Regions from separate parts of the Homo sapiens genome. Here region 2 is linked to region 1. The links are chromatin loops, found by intact Hi-C in ENCODE. Cell type or tissue: dorsolateral prefrontal cortex. All regions are shown on one strand. Links, peaks and the distances in the headings refer to the core of each region. The heading gives the core; the rest is flanking DNA.

Evidence for each region. Hi-C counts contacts between places; a loop is a spot of excess contacts. Peaks named below come from ENCODE experiments on the same cell type or tissue, not always from the same donor. Only the 100,000 strongest peaks of a DNase experiment are listed, where the experiment ranks them.
Region 2: it touches region 1 in a loop (5-fold over the local background); 52 of 110 quality-filtered maps call a loop at or near these places.

The regions. Positions count from the first base shown.
Region 1 is chr9:124,121,800-124,131,159 of GRCh38, forward strand. No RefSeq gene overlaps it. Among named protein-coding and RNA genes, the nearest start is that of LHX2, 110 kb to the left of the region's middle. RefSeq lists an enhancer at 1,160-1,319. In dorsolateral prefrontal cortex, for the core only: CTCF peaks have their summits at 5,189 (motif pointing right) and 5,397; DNase peaks (open chromatin) are centred at 4,985 and 5,202.
Region 2 is chr9:124,532,723-124,542,082 of GRCh38, forward strand. NR6A1 (nuclear receptor subfamily 6 group A member 1) reads right to left here. Exons shown (of 10, transcript NM_033334.4): 5 at 7,311-7,465; 6 at 5,370-5,597; 7 at 3,156-3,410. Among named protein-coding and RNA genes, the nearest start is that of NR5A1, 30 kb to the left of the region's middle. RefSeq lists an enhancer at 2,991-3,491. In dorsolateral prefrontal cortex, for the core only: CTCF peaks have their summits at 4,182 (motif pointing left) and 4,383; a DNase peak (open chromatin) is centred at 4,189.

The DNA.
Region 1 (9,360 bases), core at 442-8,441:
GTGAGGGCTCTCTTCCTGGCTTGCAGATGGCCACCTTCTCACTGTGTCCTCACATGGTGGGAAGAGAGAATGAGAGAGAGATTGCTTCTTCTTCTCATAAGGCCGCCAATCTGGTTGGATTAGGGCCCCATCCTTCTGATCTCATTTAACCTTAATTACCTCCAGAAAGCCCTGCCTTCAAATACAGTCACACTGGGGGTTAGGACTCCAACATATGAATTTGGAGGGACATAATTAAATCTATAGCAAGCTTCATGGGGAATTGTGTTGCAACAGGGACTACCCAAGAAGGTGACCAATAATGGCCATCTTGAAGTCTGGCTACCACAGCCCATGTTTTGTGGCATCTTTGGATAATTTCTTTCTGATGCAAACAGCCTTGGAAGACAGGCAGAGTCTCTCCCTCTAGAGCCAAAAGCAGGCATGCTCACTGCCCATTAGAGAGGGCTTGGGCTTCCTAAACTCGGGGTTCCTCTCCTGTGACACAGTCCACTGTGTGTTCCCAGGATTTCTGGGGCTCTTCATGTTGATATGTGGGAATTTAGGCTTGGAAACCAATGAGAAAATGCTGATACTCTGGCTGCTGCTATTGCTGTGAGTCATGACCTGTCCTTTGTGTCAGACCCTGGAGCCTCATGTCTTCTACCAGCATCCATGAAGCTGTGGCAGGCTAACTTGTTAGCTTGCAAGTAGGGTAAAATCTCACACCCTAGACAGTGCTTGACAGTCCTCTGTTGCACTGAGTCAGGGTTCACCCTTGTGGCCAGAATATGGCAGAAGTGATGTTATGTAACCTCAAGACTATGTCATCAGGATAACGTAGCTTCTGTCTGGTTCTCTTAGGATGCTCACTCTTGGATCCCAGATACCATGCTGTGAGGAAGCTCAAGTTGCTCTATGGAGAGGCCCCCATAGAGAGGAGATGATAGCCCATGCTAGCTTGCCGGAAATATGAGGAGCCAACTTAAAATGGATCCTCCAGCCCAGTCCAACCTGCAGATCATTTGCAGCCCTGCTGACATCTTACTAAAATCTCAGGAGCAACTCCGCCAGAACTGCCCAGCCAATTCCCCCTCACCAAATTCCCAACTCAGAGGAATCAGGAGAGATATTACATGATGACTGCTGTTTGAAGCCATTACATTTTGGGTTGATTTATTATGAGGGTTGATTATTAACACATGGGACTCTTGGCTCAGCACCCCCCTAGTAGCAGTGGCAGCCAGCAGAGGGAGACTCGAAGCTTTCCTGTGTTGTTCAGAGGAAATATGGATGACTAAATTTTGGTATATCTATACTCTGGTATACTGTAGCACTATTAAAAAAAAATGAAGTAGGCCAGTCACAGTGGCTCACACCCATAATCCCAGCACTTTGGGAGACTTGAAGCTTTCCTGTGTCGTGTAGAGGCAGTGGTAAGAGCCAGGGCCACTGTGAGGCAAGAGAGGGTGACTTCAGGCCAGAGGGAATCTGGGTGGGGCTTTTGGGCTATGGCCTGGATGGAGGATGAGAAATTACAGTAGCCTCAGCCTTCAGTCTGAACACTTGTAGGGCACATGGCAACCAGGGAGAGGGACACAGTCCCAGAGGCCAGAGAAGGCAGATGGTGACTCTGAGCCTATGGCCCCAACTCTCCCTCCCCCACACAAGGCCACTGATATGTTTTGGCTGTGTCCCTACTCAAATCTCATCTTGAATTATAGTTCTCATAATCCCCAAGTGTCATGGGAGGGAGCCGGTGGAAAGTAATGGAATCATGGTGGTGATGGTTTATAAATGGCTTTTACTCTCTTCACTCAGCTCTCATTCTCTCTCCTGCCACCCTGTGAAGAGGTGTCTTCCACCATGATTGTAAGTTTCCTGAGGCCTCCCAGCCATGTAGAACTGTGAGTCAATTAAATCTCTTTTCTTTATAAATTACCCAGTCTTGGGTATTTCTTCATAGCAGCATAAGAATGGACTAATACAGCCACCTAAGCCACACTTCCCCTTAAGCATCCAGGCACAACCACTGGAGAGAAGCGAGACAAGGGAGCTATCTGGGGAGATCAGGAACTACAAGAAGGACCAGTTTAGATGATTGGACTGGACAAATGGAATCCACACATAGGGGAAAGTGTCCTATTGTTCCCACTGGCCAATGGTTGTGGGGCTCAAGAAGACAAAATAAAGAAACAACATTTATCCACATTTCCAAGTTGTAATGTGAATAACATTTGTGATCTTGCGAGCTACACACACACACACACACACACACACACAAACACATGCACATGTAAATAGAAAACATCTGAAAGGATCTATGATCAATTGATAACAGTGATTACTCCTAGAGAGAGATTTTTTACTCTATTGGTTTTGTTTTTATTTTTAAAAATGTATTTATCTCTCTTTTTTTGCTAAAAGCATTGAAGGGGGAGAGAGAAGAAGAAAGTATCAGGTGGTGGAGGAATACGTCTGAAAATGATCGTTGGGTAGGCAGGTCTGGGTTAGGAATCCTGGATCCACAACTTACCTGCTGTGTGTTGGAGGGCAAGTTAATAAATCCCTCTGAGCCTCAGTTTCCCCATCTATACAATGGGGGATGGCAATAGGACCTCCTTCCTAGGACAACGGTAAATATTCAGTGAAATAACCCATGTAAAGCATTCAGATCAGCACCTGACACGAAGTCAATGTTAACTTTTGTGTATAACAAATCCTATCATCAGCATGTTTTGCTTTTGTTCATTATTTTGAAAGATTAGAAATTCAGAAAAATCAAGAGAATAGTATAATAATCACACATAATCATTCCACCTAGATTCACAGCAAATATACAGGCATGTGTTCTCCCTTTTAAAAATGAACCAAACATTACAGATCAAGCTGCAGCCCTCCCAGCCACCCCCGGGCTCCCCTCTGGCCTCCTTTCTCCTGGGCAGGTCCCAGCAGGAGTGTCATGCATTTGCTTTTGCTCCAGTCATTCTCCCAAGTGCAGCTCCCGTGCTGGGTGGTTGGAGGCCTTATACCCTGAACCCGATGATGCAGAGAGGGACGCCTAGAGACACAGGTGGCAGGTGAGCAGCAGGCGAGGCAGGAGGAGCCATCCAAGGGAGGGCCCCATGAGCTGCCCCACAGAAGGGGAGGTGAGAAGAGGGCCGGAAGCTGTTCCAGGCGCCTGATGGGCTCTGAGATCTGCCAGTTTCCTGACAATGGTTTAGTCATGATCACCTGCACACAGTCCCAGGGCCACTTGCAATGTCACCTGCACAGTTAGCCCCACCTCCCAGTGTCACCAATACAGTCACAGAGTCACATAGAATGTTCCCTGTACCATCAGCCCCATCACCCCATGTCAATCCAACACATACAACGTCACCTGCCCATTAGCGAGTCTCACTATGCACAGCCAACACTCACTCATGCTGTCACCTGCACAGCCACGCAGTCACTCACGACCTCACCTGCTCACGCCCAGTCCCATCGCAGTGTCACAGGCACAGTCATGCAATTTCCACAGCAGCGTCCACACAGTCCCTCATGGTGTTGCCTGCACACAGCCACGCAGTGTCCCAGGCACAGTCACACACAATCCCACAGAGTCACCTGCCTGCAACCAGCCACGCACAGTCATTTGCCGTCCCATGCTTGCCGCCCCCAGCCTTGCCAGGGGGTCTGACATCACAAACAGTGTCACAGGCAGACCCCTCCCCTGCAGAGCCCTGCCCACAGACCCCACTGCCCACCATGTGCCCGCCGGTCAGCCTGGGCTGGGGCTGCCCTGGTCAGAGGCCTGGGCCTGCCTTTGCCCTCAAGCTGGCTCTTCAGGAGCAGCTTGGGTTCCACTTGAGCCCCAAGGATGATACTGGAGCCGGGGGCCTGCTGCTGCTGGAAGCAGAGCCAACGCAAAGAAAAGCCTTTGTTCTTGGTGGGTCGGTCATTAAGAGGAGCCCGAATCCCTCTGCCAGCCCCTCCCCTCCAACAAAGGAACAAAACAGCAGCTATTTTTAGACTCGTGTCAAACTCCCCCTCAGACCCTGGGTGGGGAGTCCCGGTAGAGGGGCGTCTGCGAGGGCTCTAATGAGCCTGCGGCCGGCAGGTCCTGCTCTCCAGGCAGCTGGCCCTTGGCTCTGCCGGGGGAGAAGCGAGCCCAGGATACTCCAGAGACAAAGAGGAGGGCCAGACAATGAGAACAATGCCCGGAGCCCCAGGATGCCCACTTCCAGAGAGCAACCCCCACTCTTTGGAAGGAGGTCTCCCTGGACACAGGGCAAGGGCATCAGGACACCCCCTACCTTGTGTAATCCTCCAGGCACCTCACTGGCTCCGTGTCCCAGAGGAGGCAAGTGACTTGCTTGGAGGGGCAGGTGATTTCTGCTACATGAACCTTGTGTGATGGGATACTCTGGATGGCCCAGATCCAAGTCTGATGGTCCAGATCCCAGCTCTGCCCCTTACACTTGTGTGGCCTCAGGCCTCAGTTCCCCCACCTGTAAAATGGAGATGAGGCCAGTCACGGTGGCTCACACCTGTAATCCCAGCACTTTGGGAGGCCGAGGTGGGCGGATCAACTGAGGTCAGGAGTTTGAGATCAGCCTGGGTAACATGGTGAAACCCCGTCTCTACTAAAAATACGAAAATTATCTGGGCATGGTGGCGCGCACCTGTAATCCCAGCTACTCAGGAGGCTAAGGCAGGAGAATTGCTTGAACCTGGGAGAGAGAGGTTGCAGTGAGCCAAGATCGCACCACTGCTCTCCAGCCTGGGCAATAGAGTGAGACTCAGTCTCAAAAAATAAAATAATATAAATAAATAAAATGGAGATGATAATTCTCGCCTCCACAGTTGCTTTGAAGAGTCTGGGGGATAAGACCTGGGCACATAGCAGGTCCTCAGCCAGTCCGAGAGCCCTGGATTGTGTGGGCTCCTTGCCAAGCAAGGGCTTTGTCTTGTTCAAAGCTGGATCCAAGGGCCCAACGCACTGCCGGGCACATAGTAGGTTCTCAATAAATATTTGCTCAAGAGGTTAATGAAGGGTCCTTACCAGCCTTCAGCCCTACAGGCTTGACCCAACTTAAGCCACTTTCTTCCCAAGCGCTGCTCCCCAGCCTCCTCTTGGAAAGAAACTTGCTGGCTAGGGTGGAGCCCTCGTCTGCAGGTGAGAAGCTGCCTCCCCAGGCTGGAAGTCCCATGCTGCAATGACAGCGTTCTGACACCAGGGGGCGCAGTCTCTTAAGGTTTCCACAGCAGCCTGGGTCCTTCCCGCGGGGGCCTGGAGGGCTGGAGAGGATGCGGCCCACCCGGTGGGGCACCTGCCCACCCTCGTTAGCGGAGATCTACGGGGTCGTTCTAAAACTCTATGGAGCAGCAGCATTACAACCAAGTCATCATCCCTCAAAGCTTAGAAAGAAGCACTTCTTCAGGTCTCGCCTCCTCCACTGACTTTAAGCCACTTTCTAGTGCCCTGTCCTCAAAGACTATCTATGGTGACCCCCTTGCTCCCCAATTCTTGCCCGACCAGACTTCAAGATTCCTTGTTCTGTCATCCTTCTGTTCCCCCAGCTGGGGAAGCCCAGACCATCAGAGCCGGAAGGGTCTTCCTAGTTGATCTCATGGTCTTCCAGCCCATTCTACAGATGGGAACACTGAGGCCCACAGAACAGAACTGCATCCTCCAGGCTGAACAGCAAGGAGGAAGCAGCCAAGACCCATGCCCAGGCTCTCTTTTTCAGCTGGCGCCATTTTGCTCATGGATTGTTTCACTGTTGTTCTAGGGAAAGGGAGAATGGGGAAAAAGGAGGGAAGAGAAGGGGAAAAAGGGAAGGGAAAAGGGAAAAAGGAGGAAGAAAGATCCTGAGCCTTCTTATTCTGTTCCAGACCCTAGGCGTTCCTCTTCACCCTCGGCATTTCCCTGAGTCCTCTACAAACCCTTGAAAAACAACCCATGATTATCTCCATTGATGGATGAGGAAAGTGAGGCCGGGTGAGGTTGCCCCAAGTTTCACAGCTAACAAATAACAGTACCAGTATTTGCCCCAGGGCCATCTGATTCCCAAATTGTATATGGTTCAACCTAATACAGCAGAAAGAAATTCCCACATTCTTTCTGCTGTATTAGGTTGAACTGCATAAAATTGCTGTTCCCATGGCCAGGCATGGTGGCTCAAGCCTGTAATCCCAGCACTTTGGGAGACCAAGGCAGGTGGATCACTTGAGGTCAGGAGTTCAAGACCAGCCTGGCCAACATGGTGAAACCCTGGCTCTACTAAAAATTAGCCAGGCGTGGTGGCACGTGCCTGTAATCCCAGCTACTTGGGAGGCTGAGGCAGGAGAATCGCTTGAACCTGGGGAGGGGGAGGCTGCAGTGAGCTGAGACCACCCCACTGCACTCCAGCCTGGGTGACAGAGTGAGACTCCATCTCAAAAAAAAGTAAAAAATAAAATAAAATAAAATTGCTGTTCCTGTAGGTCGAAATTTTTCAAATATCTGGTATGCTTAAACTCAACACTATGCCAAGGGAAACCCTTATCCTGAAGGTAAGAGCCATTTACTAGAATACTCTGGTGGCAGTGGGGGAGGGGAAAACCTATTTCTTTAGGTGCAAAACACCCTGGGGAGACTGCTATTCCCTCCACCCCACCCCCAAAGCCCAGATCAAGATCCTGGAGTGGCTGCCTGACTCTAGAGGCCCAAGTTCAAGAACTTCTGACCACAGAGGGGTCACACAGCATGGGCAGGAGGAGCTTTAGGGTGAAAAGTCCTTGGGTGGGAATGTGACTTCTCCAGTGATGCCAGGGAGGACCCTTGGAAGAGAGATGAATCTACATAGTATAAACTTAGAATGTCACAGAATGCCACAGAATATCATGACTAGAATGCCACAGAGTGCTATAGAATGTCCAGGAATGTCGTAAAATGCTCTGGAATGTCAAAGAATGTCACGGGGTATTCTGAATTCTTGTAAATGTCAACGGATGTCATAGAATGCTGCAGATCATTGTAAATGTCATGGAATGTCAAGGACCACCTTCCGAAGACAACGTCATCAGACAGTGCTGCAGATAGCTGTAAATGTCATGGAATGACTTAGAACATCATCATGCTAGACCGTTGTCGGGTGTTACAGAATGTCAGCACCACAGAATGTCACGGAAACTTTGAGACAGCCGGAAAGGACTTTGGTGATCATCCAGGTTCACCTGCTCATTTTGCAGATGGGAAAACTGAGGTCCGGAGAGAGAAAGGGCCTTGTCTAGTGAAGCTCAAGCAGATGGTCGTTGGCAAATGCAGATTCAAAATCTGGGTCTCTGGACTCTCCACCCAGAGCAGCCTCCCTCGGCTCAAGGCTCTTGGGGACTAATTAACCCTGTGATGGAAACAATGGTGCCTAGTGGGTATTAAGCAAAACTCCCAGTTCTGACTGGCACTAGCCTTAAGTCAGAATGGGGAATTAACTCCACATGTGGGGCTTTCTGGTCTGGGAAGCAAAATAATGAGTTATTTGCACTGAAATCAACATTCCTGCTCTGCAGCAGAAAGAGGGTGGGTGTGTTGGGGGAGCCCTCGGAGGCCGCTCCCCAGGCCCTGTGCCAGAAAAGGTGCCCCCTGGCTTTCCCAGGAGACACTCCTGGCACAGACAAGGACTCCAAGGTGCCCAATCTTGTCAACAACTCTTGGCAGAGGCCCAGGGGCCCAGGAGGCTGTGAGGTGAGGGAGCAAGAAAGGGACCCCGGAGGGGGAGCATCTGATGTCACATTGGGTCTTTCCAGCCAGATGTCAGACAGCCAGGAAGAGCATTGAGTGGATGGAAGTTAGTGGGAAGCGTTGGAGGAACCCTTTGGCTCTCTTGGCAAGTTTATAGGTGAGAGATGATGGAGGAAGGAACAACAGGGCAAGATGGGCCAGGCGCAGTGGCTCAAGCCTGTAATCCCAGCACTTTAGGAGGCCGAAGCAGGCAGATCACTTGAGGTCAGGAGTTTGAGACCAGCCTGGCCAACATGGTGAAACCCCATCTCTATTACAAATAGAAAAAATTAGCCGGGCATGGTGGCACGCACCTGTAATCCCAGCTACTGGGGAGGCCGATGGAGGAGAATCGCTTGAACCCGGGAGGCAGAGGTTGCAGAGCGTTGAGATCATGCCACTGCACTCCAGCCTGGGAGACAGAGTGAGACCCTGTCTCAAAAAAAAAAAAAAAAAAAAAAAAGAGGGCAAGATGAACGTGGGTCTAGGAGGTGATCTTCCCTGGCCTCTGCACCTGACAGGCAACTCAACCATCATAAGACATGCTCTGCTTCTCTCCTTTGTTTCCCAAGCCCCACGTCTTCCCTCTCCCTCCCTCTCTCTGGTGCCAAGAGCTCCAGGACTAGTCCCTCTCCCTCCAGCCTCCTGGGTAGACCCCTTGGTCCCATAGCCCACCCTGCAAGTCCTCTGATCCTTACAGATGAACAAAGCCCTGGAGCTGCCTGCCCTAAAGGGAGATGTCAAACAAGGAGAATTTCGGGATCTGCCCCCATCGCTGATGCAGAATCCCTCCCCCTGGGTGCTGGTCTGTGGACCTTTCTGGGTTCAGAGCCCAGAGCCTGCCCAGGGTGTTCCCGTCCGTGAGGGGAGACTGGGCAGTGGCACTGAGCCAGCTTGCCAGGAAGGTCCCTCGGGCAGTCCCCGGGCTGGTCCTGGCTGACTAGAGCCACCATCACAGCTGAGGCGGGGAAACCTTGCCCCTTGGGAACTGGGCTGGCAGTGGCTCAGGGCATTACGCACCTACCCTCTTAGCAAAGCCATCCCTTCTCTCCGAGAGTTTCCTCCCTGAAGCTGTAAAAATAAGGTTCCTGCAGAGCCTGGTGGCAGAGCTGAGTTCAGGAAAGGGCACAAAGAAAAAATATACGGGAGGGAGAGGGTGAAGGGGCTCCAGCAGGGGCAGGCTGTGGTGCAGGAGGGTAGGGGAGGCCAGGGGTCATGGAGGACCACATTGGGGAGCTGCAGGGCGGTGCTCCTTTCCCTTGTCTGCACTAGTGAAGCTTTTCTCATGGGGCTCACGCCTGTGTGCTGCCGGACGCTGTCCATGTGGACACGTGTGCCTGGGTGCATGTGCTCGTGTGTACACGCACCTCTGGGGTCATTCTGCATGCTGGAGTCTATGTAGGTGACACAGGATTGCTGCAAGAGCTGAGGATAAATATGATAATGATATGCAAATTGTATGTGAGGCTTAGGAATAAGAGTAATAGAAGGCAGTGCTGGGTGCTCCTGGACCAGTCCCCTATGTGCAGGTTGGGCGCCATATTTATTCTTGTGCCAATGTCATGTACATTCCCTACCCCGCCCCCCACTCCATCCGCCCTTTGCCACCCGGGCTCCCACCTCCTGAGTTAGGA
Region 2 (9,360 bases), core at 386-8,385, 410 kb after region 1:
AGCAACGCTCAATAAAACTTTATGTGATGATAAAAATGATCTTTATTTGTACTAGTAGCCACTCGCCACGTGGCTACTGAGCACTTGAAATGTGGCTGGTGCAAATGAGAACTAAATTTCTAATTTTAATAAATTTACATTTTAAAAGCCAAATGAGGCTAGTGGCTACTGTAGTGGACGGTACAGCTTTAGATCCTCCTTGATGAGAAAAATTCCTACCAAGGAAGGAAAAGTTTCCTCACTACTTCTGCTGTTACTGACTTCTGCCTTGGTCTTGGGGCTTAAGGGACTGGCTACAGTGAGATGGGATGCATTATGAAGCTCAAAGCCAGAGAACCCTGTACTGCCAGTGACCCCTGCCTGCCTGCAGAGGGCCTGGGCAAACCCATTACTTGGAAGTGGAGTCCAAAGGCTGATCCTGTAGTCCCAGGCCGAACTGGTAGATTCCAGGCACCCAGAGAGGCTGGGATCCTTGGGCCAGCTCTGCAAACCCTGACAGCATCAGAGCAGGCTGACTGCTATCCAAACACCCCTATGGAGCAGAGTTATGGAGCAGGAGACAGGAATTTGATGGAAACAATGAATTAGAGTCTCTGGACAAGGGGTTAGGTCAACTGCAAAATCAGATAGCTCTATTTACCAGACAGAGTGTCAGCTGGGTTCAAAACTCTGTCATTTACAGATCACCCTGAAGCCAGTAAGCATCATTAATAAGGAAATATTAGAAAACAAGTAGAGAGAGTCAGCAAGCTGACTCCTCCCTCCCCTAGCTGTGCAAAGGGCCCTTGCAGGTCTTGGAGCACTGTGCTCTTCCTGAGTCTTGGCTTGTCTTTATGCCACAACTGGGTGGGAGGGGGAGATGGATCCCAGTTCTGTGAAGAAAGTGTAAGGGCTGCTACTTTCCCCTCTCCAACTTTCATGGATAGGGGCACCTTTTTTTTTTTTGAGACGGAGTCTCGCTCTGTCGCCCAGGCTGGAATGCAGTGGTGCAAACTTGGCTCACTGCAAGCTCCACCTCCCTGGGTTCACGCCATTCTCCTGTCTCAGCCTCCCAAGCAGCTGGGACTACAGGCGCCCGCCACCATGCCCGGCTAATTTTTGTATTTTTAGTAGAGACGGGGTTTCACCATGTTAGCCAGGATGGTCTCAATCTCCTGACCTCGTGATCTGCCTGCCTCAGCCTCTCAAAGTGATGGGATTACAGGGGTGAGCCACCGCACCCGGCCAGGGGCACCTTTTCTTTTCTCCTTCTTGGTGCCCTGGAATCCCATGACTTCCAGTATTTTGAATTGGCCAATAAAGGTCATTTATTGAAATGTCTATTTAAATACAAACTAAGCATTATAAGACTTTTTTTTTTTTTTTTTGAGACGGAGTTTCGCTCTTGTCGCCCAGGCTGGAGTGCAATGGCACAATCTCAGCTCACTGCAACTTCCACCTACCAGGTTCAAGCGATTCTCCTGCCTCAGCCTCCCAAGTACCTGGGATTACAGGCATGCGCCACCACACCTGGCTAATTTTTGTATTTTTAGTAGAGACAGGGGTTCTCCATGTCAGTCAGGCTGGTCTCGAACTCCCAACCTCAGGTGATCCACCTGCCTCGGCCTCTCAAAGTGCTGGGATTACAGGCATGAGCCACGTGCCTGGCTATAAGACTTTTCATATGGATTAACAAGGCAGAAAGTCATCTCAGCAGATCATCTGTCTTGATTTTAGGGGTCAGAAAATATGGTCACCCTGTGCTCCAGGTCTGCAGAGTAAATGAGTAAAAAGTGTGCTTGGACAGGCCCCAGAACAGCAGGGAGACAACCCACTCTGGACAGGGAGGTTTTAAGGATACTGGACAGCTGGGATAAAATTTTATGCCAGAAAATGACAAAGAGAATAGCTCAGTCTTTTAGTCCTATCCTTTCAACATCTCACCACATCTCAGACGGAGTCAAAGAACCTAAGCTTTTCAGGCAGGCAGGCATATGCTCAAATCTAAGGCTCTGGATTCAAATCCCAAACCCTTATGGGAAAGTCTCTCTGAATTTCAGTTTTCTCATCTATAAAATAGGCACAACACCACCTATAAGGCTGGAGGCTGCGAGAAAGAAAGAAGACAATTAAAAATATCTAGTCTAGACCGGGCGCAGTGGCTCACGCCTGTAATCCCAGCACTTTGGAAGGCAGGCGGATCATGAGGTCGGGAGGCCGAGACTATCCTGGCTAACACGGTGAAACCCCATCTCTACTAAATATACAAAAAATTAGCCGGGCGTGGTGGCGGGCCCCTATAGTCCCAGCTACTTGGGTGGCTGAGGCAGGGGAATGGCATGAAACCGGGAGGCGGAGCTTGCAGTGAGCCAAGATTGCACCACTGCACTCCAGCCTGGGTGACAGAGCCAGACACCGTCTCAAAAAAAAAAATCTAGCCTAATGCCTGGCACACTATAGGCACCAAAATGACCCCTAGGTCTCTTTCTTGGATTGTAAACTCCAGTTCAGAGCCTCTCTTGCCTTGTAGGCAGAATTTATATTTTTATTTTTCCTGGATGCGTTATCTCAGTAATCCAAGTATAATAAAGATCAGCTGGGTGCAGTGGCTCACACCTGTAATCCCAGCACTTTGAGAGGCTGAGACGGGTAGATCACTTGAGGTCAACAGTTTGAGACCAGTCTCGCCAACATGGTGAAACCTCGTCTCTACTAAAAATACAAAAATTAGCCAGGTGTGGTGGCAGGCACCTGTAATCCCAACTACTTGGGAGGCTGAGGCAGGAGAATCACTTGAACCCGGGAGGCAAGAGTTGCAGTGAGCCAAGACTGCGCCACTACATTCCAGCCTGGGCGACAGAATGAGACTCTGTCTCAAAAAATAAATTAATTTAAAAAAAATTACAGCTTAGCATTCTGCTAAGCTTGAATGCATAAAATGTATTCCTAACAACCATCTTACTGGGGAAATTGTGTTATCACCCCATTTTACCAGTTCAGAACCTGAGGATCAGAGACTTGGCCAAGGTCACAAATCTAGTCAGTGGCAGAGTGAGGATTCAAATCCAGGCCTATGAGGTGTAGTGCCTATCCTCTGAAGGGCCAGGCAACTCTGCCTTACAGGGATGACAATTGTTTGGTTGTTTGGTATTTCCTCCCCAGCCAGGAGGCCTCACCTGTGTAGTTCTTCATCGGAGGGCGAGTACTTGGCAGTGACATCAGCCAGTTCCCCAAAGATCTGCTTGCTGTAAACGGTGAGGGAAGACAGCAGGATTAGCTCCTGCCACGTAGAGCTCAAGAGGCACGTGTAATCCTTGATTGAGAGCTCGCAGAAGAAAGGCAGTTTCTTGATCCAGGCAATCTGCCTAAAGAGCAGCTCGTCGGCCAGGCGGCAAAGCAGGGCAAATAGTTCTGCCTGTGTCACAGCGTATCTGAGGGGCAGGGACAGGGGAAAGTCACTTCCATTGGTCAGAGGGTGAGGATAAGGGTACAGAGAGAAGGTAGTCCCAAGGGCACAAAGGGACCCTGGCAATGGGCTCCTTGCTCCATGCCCACGGGTCTCCAGTTCCATTCAGTGTGATTTTCTGATAAAGGGGGAAGGCTGAGGCCAGCAGCAAGTTCAGGGCTGGAGAGGCGGGTCTGGTGAGGAAAGGCTGCTAAGGGGAAAGGAGACTTAGAAATGTGTGCAATTGGCTGGGTGCAATGGCTCATGACTGTAATCCCAGCACTTGGAGGCCACTTGAGTTCAGGAGTTCGAGACCAGCCTGGCCAACATGGTGAAACCCCATCTCTACTAAAAATACAAAAATTAGCCGGGCGTGGTAGCACATGCCTGTAATCCCAGCTACTCGGGAGGCTGAGGCAGAGGCAGAAGAATCACTTGAACCTGAGAGGCGGAGATTGCAGTGAGCTGAGATTGCGCTAATGCACTTCAGCCTGGGTGACAGAGCAAGACTCTGTCTAAAAAAAAAAAAAAAAGAAATGTGTCCAATTGTCAGGGAATATGACTTTTATTGTTGGTGTTCTCTAATGTTCCATGTCTTAGAGAAAATCCAAGTCACTCCTGTTCAAGTTCTGGCAATGGAACTCTAATGGGGTGGATCTGATGCCCACCTAACAAAGGAACTGGCACAAAAATAAGCCTCGCGTCCAGACCACTGAAGGAAAGAGAACAAGTTCAGAAGATTTTTCTGCTCTCACTCCACCCCCTGGTGGTGAGTTCAGGAACCAGCATTGCTCAGCCTTTCCTTTAAGCTAAAACTGGAATAAAAGCCGGCTTTGAGACCACAGACTCACAGACCCAAGAGTTTCAGCTTTCTTCCTCTCAAGGCCCCTTGCCAAGACTTTTCCTCACACTCCCACATCTAAATTTTTTTTTTTTTTTTTTTTGAGACGGAGTCTCACTCTGTCACCCAGAGCTGGAGTGCAGTGGCGCAATCTCGGCTCACCGCAACCTCAGCTCGCTGCAACCTCCACCTCCTGGGTTCAAGCAATTCTCCTGCCTCAGCTTACTGAGTAGCTGCGATTACAGGCGTGTGCCACCACACCCAGCTAATTTTTGTATTTTTAGTACACACGGGGTTTCACCATGTTGGCCAGCTCGTCTGGAACTCGTGACCTGGTGATCCGCCCACCTAGGCCTTCCAAAGTGCTGGGATTACAGGCATGAGCCACCACGCCCGGCTTCCTACATCTAGATTTACAAAGGGTTTGTGTGACCTCCTTGTGGGTAGATATTTTAATCTCCTCTTCTGAAACTGGAGACTAGCTTAAGAAATCTCAGGATACCTTCCTGGGAGGTCTAAGCTTGATAACACTCAAATCGTTTATGCTCTAGGCCAAAGGAGTAATGGATGCAGCAATGGGTAGGCCCGAAGGCTGAACTGTTATCTCCTCAGGTAGAAGTGACTAAAGACTGAAAGAATACTCCTTCTACCCACTCAAGCCTGCACTTAAAGTGGTCACATGCCACCAGGCTAGCCATGGGGATGCTGGTGAGGGGTGCAGACAGGCTACAACCAGCCAGGGCTTTGTGAAGGAGCCTATATCCGATATATAACTATTCCCAGAATTACTGCTCATCTCTAGCATGGAAGTGCTCTGACCCATCCCAGCACCTGGCTTACCTAGGCCCAAGCAGAATCAAAGGCCCTTCTATCTCAATTCCATAGGAACTGGAAAGTAACCTCAACTCTATGAGAAAGGATGCTTAAGGAAAAAATAAGGGATCACTGGTTTCAAAGATAAGCACAGATTTGTCCCCTGACACTTGAGTCATTATCCCCCCAACTCATTCTGAAGCCACGGGTATAGGAGCCAGGGACGCGAGTGGGTGTGGGGTAGGGACACTTTGAGACTGCAAGGGGCCAAGAAGGGCGGAGCTCACTCACCCATCTTCAATCAACATGGGCGTGCCCAATGGTTCCAGGTCCTCGGCTGATAACAGCTGGTGAATCAGACTGTATGACTGGGGATCCAGGCTGCGAGCTTGTTGGGGCAGAAGTGGTGAGTGGCCAGAATAGCTAAAAAGGTGCGGTATATATTGGTAATGTGGAGGCACAGACATTCCCATGTACTGTTCCCTGAAGGCCATGAATCCATTCAGTTCCACAGACCTACTGGAGAGAAAAGTCTTGCGTCAAACAGAGCCATGGCAAGTCTAGTAATTACTCAAAGGAAGTGAGCCAGAAGGTGACTTTAGGTATTCTTTGAACATGAGGTATGTGTCTTCATCAAGCCAGGGGGCATAATTAATAGTTAAATTCATGTCTCTCCTACTAGATTCCCATCTGTAAGACAAAGACTCTATGGGTATATGAATGTTGGGGTCGCCACTGGACACTCAGTGCATGGCAGAGTAGGTAATGAATAAATATTGGTTGAATGAATTCTTTGTATAGGTGCCATGTCTGGACAGTTTTTTAACAGATACTTGTAGACTATGATGACAAAGTAGGTATTTATATTATAATACTGCTAGGAAAACTAAGGCACAGACAGGCTAAGTCCTGGCTAGGCCACAAAACAAATCCAGCATCTAGCAAGGAACCCGGCATGTGGCAACAACCCCCTAAATAGTCCAAGGAAAGAACAAACGAAGGGGCACCTGAATGGGATAAAAGCTTTAATTAAATATGAAGACAAAGGTAGATTTTTGCCTTCCTTTCCTTTCTTGGAGAAAGCTAACCACTCTGTCAACTAATTAAAAAAAAAAAAAAAACCTAAGCCAGCCACAGTGGTGTGCACCTACAGTTTCAGCTACTTGGGAGGCTGAGGTGGAAGGATCACTTAAGGCTAGGAATTTGAGACAAGCCTGGGCAACATAGCAAGACTCCATCTCTTTTTTTAAAAAAAAAAGTATTTAATTAACAACGACAACAACAAAAAAAGACAGAGTCTTGCCATGTTGCCTAGGCTGGTCTTGAACTCCTGGACTTAAGCAATCTACCCACCTTGACCTCCCAAAGTGCTGGGAATACAGATGTGAGCCACCATGCCTGGCATCTCTTAAGAAAAAAAAAAATCTTCCAGCTTTTGCCTAAATGTATCTCCTATAACTGGGGTTGGCAAACTTTGGCTTGCAAGCTAAATCCAGCCCACTGCCTATTTTGGAACACAGCCATGCTCACTGGTTCACATAATGTCCATGGCCATAGCTGTTTTCACACTACAAAGGCAGAATGGAGAAGCTGAGATCCAAACCATTAGGCCCGGAAAGCTGAAAATATTTACTATCTGGCCTTTGCAGAAAAAGTTTGTCAATCCATATCCTATAAGAAAGGTTTCTGGGGAAAGGAAAGCTTCCCTAATAGCTGAAGGATCTATTTCACACTCGACAACTAACTAAAGATATGCTTGAACCAAGAGTTTCTAAGTTTGTATTCTCTGATAGCAGCAAATTTGACTGGCTTAAAAAGCCTTCAATGTTTCTTAAAATTTATAAAGTGAAAAACATTGACTCTTGTGAGGCAGAGAAATTACAGTTTAATTCAAAACTGTCAAAAAGGTTTATTTCAGTGATAAAATAAATGAGGGAAAATGGCAACATTTAAAATGTTATTCTGTTAGGTGAAGAATGCACGGGCATGGATAGAAGCTATAGCACTTTATCAGTCTGCAGAAGAGACCACTGACATTTTCAAGGTCTTTAGCATAAAAGGGGCTGGGAAACACTGTTTTTAATCTTCCTGACCCCTACTCCAAGAGTCTGAGGGAGCAACAGTACAATGGCTGAGACAGCCTGGCAGGGATACTCAGCCAGAGGTTTTCTGTAGCTCTCCCTTTGGTGGGGGATCCCTAGATGATGACCATGGGTTTGCCTTAAAGCTCACCTGGAAGACAGTGTGGAGCCTGGTGAGGGCTGGTTGCTCTCCGAAGCCCTGTTCCCAGGGGAACTGTGGTCACTATCACCATGGTTGCTCCAGTGATTGGCCTCTTCCTCAAACTCCTGCCCAGACATGATCCTTTCGATTTCTTCTTCCGATATCTTTGACAAGGAATTGAGACATGTTAGATGGGTGCTCAGGACACTTGCTCTTTCTTCAGGACTGAGAGCTTATTTAAATCTCATAGGATTTCCCAGAAACCTAGGTTCCCTCTCCTCCATCCCCATATTCCGGGCCTCTCACTAATCTTAGGACGGCGTGGCTTCCTTCCTACTGGCACCATGGCCCTTCGTGGCCTTCCTCCTGCTCATTTACACTACTCTCAAGCCGTGAAGCCTCAAGGTTCTTTCAACTCCTTTTTGTCCTTGAGGCTATTCTTTCCTAACCCTGAAACACCACTCCTCAATGACAATCTCCTACTTGCCCTTTAAGATTCAATTCAAATGTCACCTCTTGCCAGGCATGGTGGCTCATGCCTGTAATCCCAAAACTTTGGGAGTTCCAGGAGTTCAAGACCAGCCTGGACAACACGGTGAAACCCGTCTCTACAAAAAATAGAAAAATTAGTTGGGCCTGGTGGTGCATGCCTGTAGTCCTACCTACTCTGGAGACTGAGGCAGGAGATTCTGGCCTAAGCTCAGAAGATTGAGGCTGTAGTGAGCCATGATTGCACTAACCCACCCCAGCCTGGGTGACAGAGCAAGACCCTGTCTTAAAAGAAGACAAAACAAAACCAAACAAAAAACCCCAAATGTCATGTCCTTTGTGAGGCTTTCTACCACCACATTTTGGATACTCTCTTCAACAAATAGTGCTGGGAAAACTACATCCACATGCCCCGCCCCCAGCCCCCAAAAGACATCGACCCCTTATACCGTTCACAGAAGTCAACCTCAAAATAGATTAAATATTTAAATGTAAGACCTAAAACTATAAAACTCCTTGGAGAAAACACAGGGGAAAATCTTCATAAAACTGGTCTTGCCAGTGATTTCTTGGATACAACACCAAAAGTACAGACAACAGAACAAAAACAGCCAAGTGTGACTACATTAAACTAAAAAGCTTCTGTGCAACAAAGGAAACAATCAACAGGGTAAAAAGATAACCTATGAAATGGGAGAATATATTATCATACATTTGATAAGGGGTCAACATCCACAACATACAAGGAACTCCCATAACTCAGGAACAGAAAAAAAACAAAACAAAACCCACTGAAAAATGAACAAGAAACTTGAACAGACATTTCTCCAAAGAAGACAAATGACCAATAGGTATATAAAAAGATGCTCAATATCACTTATCATCAGGAAAATACAAATCAAAACTTGAAGATATTACCTCACACCTGTTATGTCTGTTGTATGTAAAAGAACACAACAACAACAAAAAAACCCCAAAACAAACAAACAAACAAACAAAAAACCAGTCCAGAAAATAACAAGTGCTGGTAAGGATGTGAAGAAATGGAAACCCTTGTGCACTGTTAGTGGGAATGTAAAACGGTGCAACCACTATGGAAAACAGCATGGAGGTTCCTCTAAAAGTTAAAAATAGAAACACCATATGATCCAGCAATCCCATCTATGGGTATTAATCCAAAAGAACTGAAATCAGGATTGTGAAGAGATATCTGCACTCCCACGTTCACTGCAGCATTATTCAAAATAGTCAAGAAGTGAAAACAATTTAAGTGTCTGATGACAGAGAAATGCATAAAGAAAATGTGATATATACATAAAACACCTTAAAAAAGAGGAAAGTCCTGTTATAAGCTATACCAAGGGGGAACCATGATGACATTACACCAAGTGCAATAAACCAGTCACAGAAGCACAAATACTGCATGATTCCACTTTATGAGGTATCTAAAGTAGTCAAACTCTTATAAGCAGAAAGTGGAATGGTGGCTGCCATGGGCAAAGGGAGAGGAAAATGAGGAACTGCTGTCTAATGAGTATAGTGTTTCAGTCATGTAAGATGGAAAAGTTCT